Regions from separate parts of the Homo sapiens genome. Here region 1 is linked to region 2. A link is a contact called in ENCODE Hi-C or POLR2A ChIA-PET data. All regions are on one chromosome and are shown on one strand. The core of a region is the stretch at or near the end of the contact, and the rest is flanking DNA. Distances in the headings are between cores, read along the strand shown. Region 1 overlaps JMJD1C (jumonji domain containing 1C). Region 2 overlaps JMJD1C (jumonji domain containing 1C).

The links. Hi-C counts contacts between places; a loop is a spot of excess contacts on that map. ChIA-PET counts read pairs that join two places held with the same protein, here RNA polymerase II (POLR2A). Pooled maps may share reads with other maps.
Region 1: a loop to region 2 is called in a pooled map, with 5 times the contacts of the local background. The contact joins two enhancer-like sites. A Hi-C loop is called at or near these places in 1 of 168 maps with a recorded cell type or tissue (heart left ventricle), 1 of 37 single-sample maps with no recorded cell type and 13 of 50 pooled maps. POLR2A ChIA-PET finds 5 or more read pairs at or near these places in 5 of 52 experiments (BJ, CD4-positive, alpha-beta T cell, activated CD8-positive, alpha-beta memory T cell and 2 more).

Annotation. Positions count from the first base shown.
Region 1 is chr10:63,223,848-63,228,161 of GRCh38, reverse strand. The region is part of intron 3 of JMJD1C (jumonji domain containing 1C); the gene reads left to right. Among named protein-coding and RNA genes, the nearest start is that of NRBF2, 93 kb to the right of the region's middle. Within about 2 kb of position 2,306, at least 3 of the 41 ENCODE cell types and tissues checked have a DNase peak (open chromatin) inside an H3K27ac peak, as active enhancers do.
Region 2 is chr10:63,172,527-63,176,803 of GRCh38, reverse strand. It overlaps JMJD1C (jumonji domain containing 1C), which reads left to right. Exons shown (of 26, transcript NM_032776.3): 24 at 331-507. Among named protein-coding and RNA genes, the nearest start is that of NRBF2, 41 kb to the right of the region's middle. Within about 2 kb of position 2,448, at least 2 of the 41 ENCODE cell types and tissues checked have a DNase peak (open chromatin) inside an H3K27ac peak, as active enhancers do.

The DNA.
Region 1 (4,314 bases), core at 1,057-3,556, 52 kb before region 2:
TATGGCCCATAAAGCCTAATATATTAACTTTCTGGCCATTTACAAAAAATGTTTGCTAGCCCTTATTATAATTCATGAAAATACATGGAAGCCTTCAGCGGTACCTTCATTTAGTTAACTGCAGGTGGTATAGACAGCTTTGCTTTTTGAGCACCCCTGTAGCAACTTTCAAACTTTATATATTTCTTGTCCCAGCAAATCCTTATTAGCAAAATGGATTCTTGTATAAGTTAAAAAGATGTGGTGTGGTAAAAATTAATGTCACTCTTGTGGACTTAACATTCACGTTTTAAAACTGTTGCCAGCAATCTCAGGGATCTAAGAACAAGCAACTATTTGTAGTTTTGCTAAACCATGAATTTATGACTGGCGAAACTGGTATGGCAAAACATGTTCAATCACCTAATCTGATGTTCAGGATACAAAATAATTGCTTTTATGGTAACTCTTATACTATCAAAGATGGTTTTTATGGAGAAATTTATGTCATGGAATGGAATTTAAGAAAGCACACTGGATGTTACCACAAAGGTCAAGGGTTTTATAGCAGAGGGGAAAATCATTCCATTAATAAGCCACACATATCAGTATCAATTTGAAAGTGAGCATTCAGTCATTATCTATCAGAAATTGTCCAAAGGAGGAGAAACTGCTGCAGTTTTGTGATATTTCTTTTATCCTAAAATGAAAGTGCTACTCTAGACATCAGTTGAGACTTTTGAGCAAATCTGTTACGTTATTAAGCCAGTCTTCTCTGTCACTTAGAAACTAACCACCCTTTGTTGGTTTTTTGTCAGCAGTCAAATGAGACTATGTGTGACATAAATAATATATTTCTTGAACTGGCAAGGAGCACTCTACCTTATTATCTTAGGAAATGAGTTGTGTATATTTTTAACATTTTCATAATACTGGTGTCATTAAACCTAACTAGGCATATCTGAATATTTTAGTGTTCTGAGCTTATGTTTTATATTACCTAGATGGTTATTTTTTTCTTTCGAATTAAGTAGAAAGTACATAATCACCTAAAATTATGTTAGTACAGTAGTCTTACTGTCAAAATACACATTCCAGCCTGATTTTAACCTTTTCTTTGAGAGTCTCACTCTGCCACCCAGACTGGAGTGCAGTGGCACAATCTAGGCTCACTGCAACTTCTGCCTCCCAGGTTCAAGGGATTCTCCTGCCTCAGCCTCCCGAGTAGCTGGGATTATAGATGCGCACCACTACACCTAAATACATTTTTTTTGTATTTTTTAGTAGAGATGAGGTTTGGTTTCACCATGTTGGTCAGGCTGGTCTTGAACTCATGACCTCAGGTGATCCACCCACCTCGGCTTCCCAAAGTGCTGGGATTACAGGCATGAGCCACCACACCCGGCCTGATTTCAGCCTTTTACTCCATCATGTCCTTCTCTCTCTCTTTTTTTTTTTTTTTTTTTTTGAAACAGGGTTGTGCTTTGTCGCCCAGGCTGAAGTACAGTGGCACGATTATAGCTTATTGCTGCCTTGAATTCCTGGGCTCAAGTGATCCTCCCATCTCAGCCTCCCGAGTAGTTGGGACTACAGGTGCGCACCCCACCATGCCTGGCTGATATTTAAATTTTTTGTAGCAATGGCATCTCGCCATGTTGCTCAGGCTGGTCTCGAACTCCTGGACTCAAGGGATCCTCCCACCTTGGCCTCCTGAAGTGCTGGGATTATAGGTGTGAGCCACCGCACCCGGCCCCATTATCCCCTCCTGTACACGTGAAAAAATACCTTTATTTTGATCATCCAAGCAGTCATTCAGCACAGTGTTAACCTAGAAAAAAACAGCATTTGGGTATTTGTAGATCATGACTAAGGTACATCACCAAAGTGAGGTTTCTTCTCTTTTACACTTTCTGATTATAAGATTGCATGAGTTTGCCACCCTAAGTCTCCTCTCTTTGATGAGTATTTGACTATTTCTATATGTGGAATGTCACATAACCAGTGTTAGAAGTTTATAGAAAGGTATCTTCCACCCGTTGTTCTTTGCTTTTGAGTCAGCCTCAGTTTATAAGATAATGTTGCCTTTTACCCCTTACATATAAAGAAATGTGTCAAATTTTAAAAGGCAATAATAGTAAACTTTCATTTCTTTTGATTGTGCTAATGAGAGAGAGTGTATGTGGAGGGAAGGGGGGGGTGGGGGAGAAGAACCTGAGCCCTGGAAGTCACAGAACTAAGTTCAGATAACAGCTCTGTCACTTCCTGCTTGTAACCATGAACCTCTCTGAACATACTGTGTATATCAGCTCACAAAGTTGTTACAATTGATACTGTATGGAAAGTACCCAGCATAGTGTCTGCCATAGTAAATGCACCTTTAGGTTAGCTTTTTTTTTTTTTTTGGAGATGCAGTCTCGCTCTTGCTGCCCGGGCTGGAGTGCAATGGCGCCATCTCAGCTCACTGCATCCTCTACCTCCCGGGTTCAAGTGATTCTCCAGCCTCAGCCTCCCCAGTAGCTGGGATTCACAAGCGTGTGTCACTACACCTGGCTAATTTTTGTATTTTTAGTAGAGACGGGGTTTCACCATGTTGGCCAGGTCGAACCCCTAATCTCAGGTGATCCACCTGCCTCGGCCTCCCAAAGTGCTGGGATTATAGGTGTGAGCCACCGCGCCTGGCCTTATGGTAGCTATTTTTGTGTATCAGTACATTAAGGTGTCTCACTAATGTTCAATTAGAGTTCATGTCTATCTTTGCAAGAGGAGGAACAACACACAAGTGACTGATGTACCCCCAAACCTCATTTAAGATGTTTTTTGAACTTTTTCTGTGTTCTGTATACATTTCTAATAAAGCAGATGCTTAGTGAACTGATTTTTTTCCATTTGTCGTTTGCTGGAGGTTATAACTAGTAGCTCAAATAGGATACAGTTTACATAGGAGGAGAGGTTCATAGAGGGTCCTGTCTCTTCAATTAGCTTAGGTGACTTGTTTTTGAAAAATTAATAGGTATTAGTTATTCAAGATAAGAACTATATATAGGTAACTACTTATAGTTACTGTCTTTAAAGTGTGAAATGTGAAGACTGTGCCATTAAGTGGATTTTTTTCTTTTTTTTTCGAGACAGAGTCTCGCTCTGTCTCTAGGCTGGAGTGCAGTGGTGCAATCTCGGCTCACTGCAACCTCTGCCTCCTGGGTTCAAGCGATTCTCCTGCCTCAGCCTCCCTGGTAGCTGGGATTACAGGCGCCCACCACCACACCCAGCTAGGTTTTGTATTTTTAGTAGAGATGGGGTTTCACCATGTTGGCCAGGATGGTCTCGAACTCCTGACCTCGTGATCCACCCACCTCGGCCTCCCAAAGTGCTGGGATTATAAGTGTGAGCCATCGCACCCGGCCCATTAAGTGGATTTTTAATCTCACACGAGCTCAAGGCACAGCTGAAGACCTTTTAAATTCTGTGAAAGATAGTGGATATTCATAGCTAGTTTTTAATTCCAGACCCTTAATTTCTCTTATCTGTAAGTCAGCCTTGTTGACTTCTGTCTAACATTTAGCACCTTTACAAAATTATTCAAGTCAGTAAATATATATATAAAAAACCTATTTGGCTTTGTTTCAAGATTTGCTCATTTAACCTTTAATAATCCTCTTTAAAATGGGAATGATGATGTAACAGAAATCCCTGTAACTTACAAAGTACTATATGTAGACGAGGGGGAGGAATTCAACAACAATGCCTGTCATAAATCAGGCAGTGCATTGGGATACTTTTTGTGGGTTTTAATTAACCAGGTAGTTCACATCATTCAGCACTCAAATGTCATAAATCAGAATTAGATATTTTAAGAAAGCTAATTTTTGTACATAAGAAAAAATCTTATTAAAACATTTATTAAGATAGAAAAAGAGGGAAATATTAGTAACTCTGCTTTATAGATGAGGAGATTGAGAGACCAGAGTTTGAACCTACATAAAGTCATTATCAGTAAAGGGACTCAATTTAACAGTTTTTAATGGTATGCTATTTCCGCTAGATAATTAATGGTTTATTGTTGGAAAAATATTTGTATATTGTTTAATGATCTTGGAAATAGAGCCCATTATTTTAACCTGTTGAAAAAATATTTATAAGGCTGGGCTCGGAGGCTCATGCCTGTAATCCCATTGGGAGGCGGACGCAGGCGGATCAAGAGGTCAGGAGTTTGAGACCAGCCTGACCAACATGGCGAAACCCCGTCTCTACTAAAAATACAAAAATTAGCCGGGCTTGGTGGTGGGCACCTGTAATCCCAGGTACTCAGGAGGCTGAGGCAGGAGAATCTCTTGAACC
Region 2 (4,277 bases), core at 1,199-3,698:
AAAAATACCCTGTTCCTCATCCATGTGCTATACTTTTGAAACAGTTATAAGGAAGGAAACCAGATAGATGGAAACTTCATAGTGGAAGGAGGTGGTGAGAAGGAAGTAGTAAACTGTTAAGAGCATTTCAGCATTGCTGTATTGTTTTAATATTCTTTGGCTTTCCAAATTATTGCAGAATGTTATTTTTTAACTGAAGAAGCTCATTCAGTTGTTCCATTGATTCTGAGAAGAAAAGATTTGTTATTACAAATAAAATTGAAATTTAACTGAACAGGATTTACCATTTCCTTACTTAAATTGGAGTGTCTATTTTAATTCATATTTCAGATTTCAAAAGAACAAGGCCTTGAAGTTCTACCAGAACATGATCCAATACGTGACCAAAGTTGGTATGTGAACAAAAAGCTCCGTCAAAGGCTGCTTGAAGAATATGGAGTCAGAACCTGTACTCTTATTCAGTTCCTTGGTGATGCTATTGTTTTGCCAGCGGGAGCACTTCATCAGGTATATACAAACTTATTTCTAACATATTTTTTACTGACTGAAAGAACTAGTTTTGAAAAAAAAATTGCTCTTAGTATAGATATAAATGGAAGAAGATGCAAATAAGAGAATTACCTGCACCAGTCTGCCTTTATTAGAATGACATCTCAGTGCTTGCAGAAATCTCACATAATTTCCTTAAGATTTTAAATTGTTTTAACATGAGCCAGATTTCTATTTGTATACTGTCTCCGATTTAATAGATCGAAATCTGATTTTTAAGCCCTCCTGGTGACATGTATACCTCTGAATAGTGAGGCTTAAAAGCATGGGGGGACACAGTATACAGACTTTTTATCAGGCTTTAAGCATACCTCCTACCTTTCTTCAGCATGCTAGCATATCAGGGGCCTGTCTAAAGAAAGATGGTATGTAATTTATATAACTGTTGATCCACAAAACATAAAAACTAAAATAAATACCTAGTTTAAAATACCTAATTTTTCCAGCACCGGGAAAAATGGCATAGAATAGATGCAGTGGTTATGGAGGGTGGGATTAAAAGTACACAGTGGATTCCTATAGGTGGAATGGGGCTACTACAGCCCAGGTTAACCCTTAAAATTAACAAGGTGTACCAGGGAAACCAGAAAAAACTCAAAAGCTGCTTTGCCTCAACAGTTGGTTCTCCACCTTTTCCACTGCTAAGTAATTGAGATGTAGCTGATGTATATTAGTTTACCAAGGAAACTTTCTCACATTTTATATAAGTATAGTCATTGACTGTTTTAGCATTTATGGCACTCTTCCATACAAATACTACTTAGGTGATAATAATTGCTTAGCTTTTAGGATGTGTCAGATTCAGGGTCAGATTTATCATTATTAGATCTCAAATGGCATTTATGATACAGTAGTAAAATACAAATGTCATAATAATAAATACCTTTTTCTCTATGATAATTTCCTGGAAAAAATGTATTTACATTAAGTGGTTATATTTTCCCATGGACTTATGATTATTTCAGAGATGTCATATTATTTATGTTTCATGTTTAATCTGGGATTCACCCTATACACCATTTCTTTGACTTCTAGACTCTTAGCAGAAAATAGCTAATCTGTATTCAAATGTAAATGCTCTCAAAAGAAGAGCCTATTTAAGAGACTAGTATTATAAATCTTTTTGTACATAGGAATAATCCTTTGATAATACAAAGTAGATTCCCTTGAAGATCTTTATTCACATATTGAATTTATCCAATGTCAGTTTTTATAAAGTTAACCTAGGTAGTGTAGTCATTTTTGTAAATTGAGATATAATTTGCATATAGTGAAATTTACCTTATTTAATGTATAATTCTGTGAGTTTCAACAAATGCATAGTTAGGTAACAACATAATCAAAATGTAGAACAATTCCATCACTCCGAAAAAATTCCCTCTTGCAGTTTTTTTTTTTGTTTTTTGTTTTTTGTTTTTTTGAGACAGAGTCTTGCTCTTGTTGCCCAGGCTAGAGCTCAGTGGCGCGATCTTGGCTCACTGCAACCTCTGCCTTCCGGGTTCAAGCGATTCTCCTGCCTCAGCCTCCCGAGTAGCTGCGGATTACAGGCATGCACCACCACGCCTGTCTAATTTTGTATTTTTAGTAGAGATGGGGTTTTTCCACGTTGGTCAGGCTGGTCTCGAACTCCTGACTTCAGGTAATCTGTCTGCCTTGGCCTCCCAAAGTGCTGGGATTACAGGCATGAGCCACCATGCTCGGCATCCTCTTGCACTTTTATAGTCAGCCTCTTCCCACCCAAAGTTCCTGCAACTAATCTGCTTTTTTGTCCCTATAGTTCCTCTTTTATGAGTATGCTGTAAATTTGGACTCACACAGTATGTACCCTTTAAGTCTGGCTTTTCTTAATGTATTTGAGATTCATTCCTATTGTTGTATTTATCAGTTGATTCTTTTTTTATTGCTGGGTAGTTGTATGAATATTTTTTTCATTTTTTAAATCCGTACATTCACCAGCTGAAGTACATTTTGGTTTTTTCCACTTTGGGGCAATAATAGATAAAGCTATCATAAACATTCATATACATGGTTTTATGTGAACAAAGATTTTTATTTCTGTTAAGTAAATACTGAATGGTGGGATTGCCTGGTGATACTATAATGTATGATTAAATTTAAGAAACTGCCAGACTATTCTCTAAATTGGTTGTTCCATTTTCATTTCCCAGTGCAGGGTTATGTGAGTTTCATTTCCTCTGCTTCCTCACTAGTGCTTGTTACTGTCAGTTTTGTTTTTAGACCATTCTAGTAAGTGTACAGTGGTGTCTCATGGTGGTTTTACTTTGTACTTTCTTAATGACTAAACATTGGGCATCTTTTTATATCTTCATTTGCCATCTGTATATCTACTTTGGTTAAATATGTGTTCAAATATTCTGTCTATTTAGCTGCTTTTTTTCTTACTGAGTTTTGAGTGTTTTTTGCCAATTTCTGATAATGTCTTTTATCTGATAATGTGTTTTACAAATACATTTTCCTTTCCTGTAGCTTCTCTTTTCAAAGAGCATTTTTTTTTCATTTTTCCATTTTTTAAAAGACAGTATCTTGCTCTGTTGCCCAGGTTAGAGTGCAGTGGCACAGTCATAGCTCACTGTAATCTCAAACTCCTGGGTTCAAGTGATCCCCCCACCACACCCTCCTGAGTAGCTAGTACTGTAGATGGACACCACCATGCCCAGCTGATTTTTTAATTTTTTGTGGAGATGGGGTCTTGCTGTGTTGCTCAGGCTGGTCTCGAACTCCTAAGCTCAGGCAATCTTCCTGCCTTGGCCTCCCAAAGTGTTGGGATTGTAGGCATGAGCCAACCCACCTGGCTGGTTTTTTCCATTTTGATGAGGTCCAGTTGATCAGTTTCTCTTTTATGGATGGTATTTTCATAGTATCTACAAAATTGTTGCCTAGCCCAAGATCACTCAGATTTTCTCCTCATTTTCTTCTAGAACCATTATAGTTTGAGGTCCTACATTTGGGTATGCAATGTAGTTCATCTTTGTATGTAGTGCATAGTATGGAGCGAGGTTCAATTTTTTGCATATGGGCATTTGGCTGTTCCAGTACTATTTGTTGAAAATACTACTTTTTAATGTTTTTCTTTTGAAAATGTAATACATAAACAGAAAAATTCAAAAGTATAAAAAGTTCACGGTGAAAATTCAGTATCTCACATTTTTCCCCCAGTTCCTTTTTTCCAGATGCAATCATTGTTACCCCAAAGAGATTCCATGCTTACACTTGTGTCCCTGCTGCTACTTTTTTGGGAACAGTGGTCTTTTAGTAGGCTCAAAGTGACCTTGTTAAAAAGTTAGGTTGGTTTACATATCCACACTTCCCCCTCTGTCTCACTGCCTTCATCTCGTATGGCTCTCCTAGTTCCTCTCTAGCCATCCTGCCCTCTTTGCTTCTTTCACACACACCAAGTATGTTTCCCCCCTCCCCCAGGGTTTTTGTGCTTCTTAATCTTTTTTGCTTGGAATCGTTTTTCTGTCAGGTATCTGTAAGACTTGCTTCTTTACACTTTTTTAGGCTTCATTCAAATTTCACCTTCTTGGTGAGGTCTAGTTTAAAGCTGTAAATTGTGTCCCCCAACTTTCTGTCGTCTTTCCTGCTTTATTTTCCTCCATTTCAGTTGTCACCTTAAAATATGCTTTATAATTTACTCACTTTGCTTGTCTTTTAACCCCCACTGGAACGTAAGCATGATGAAGTAAGAGATTTATCTTTTCCATTGC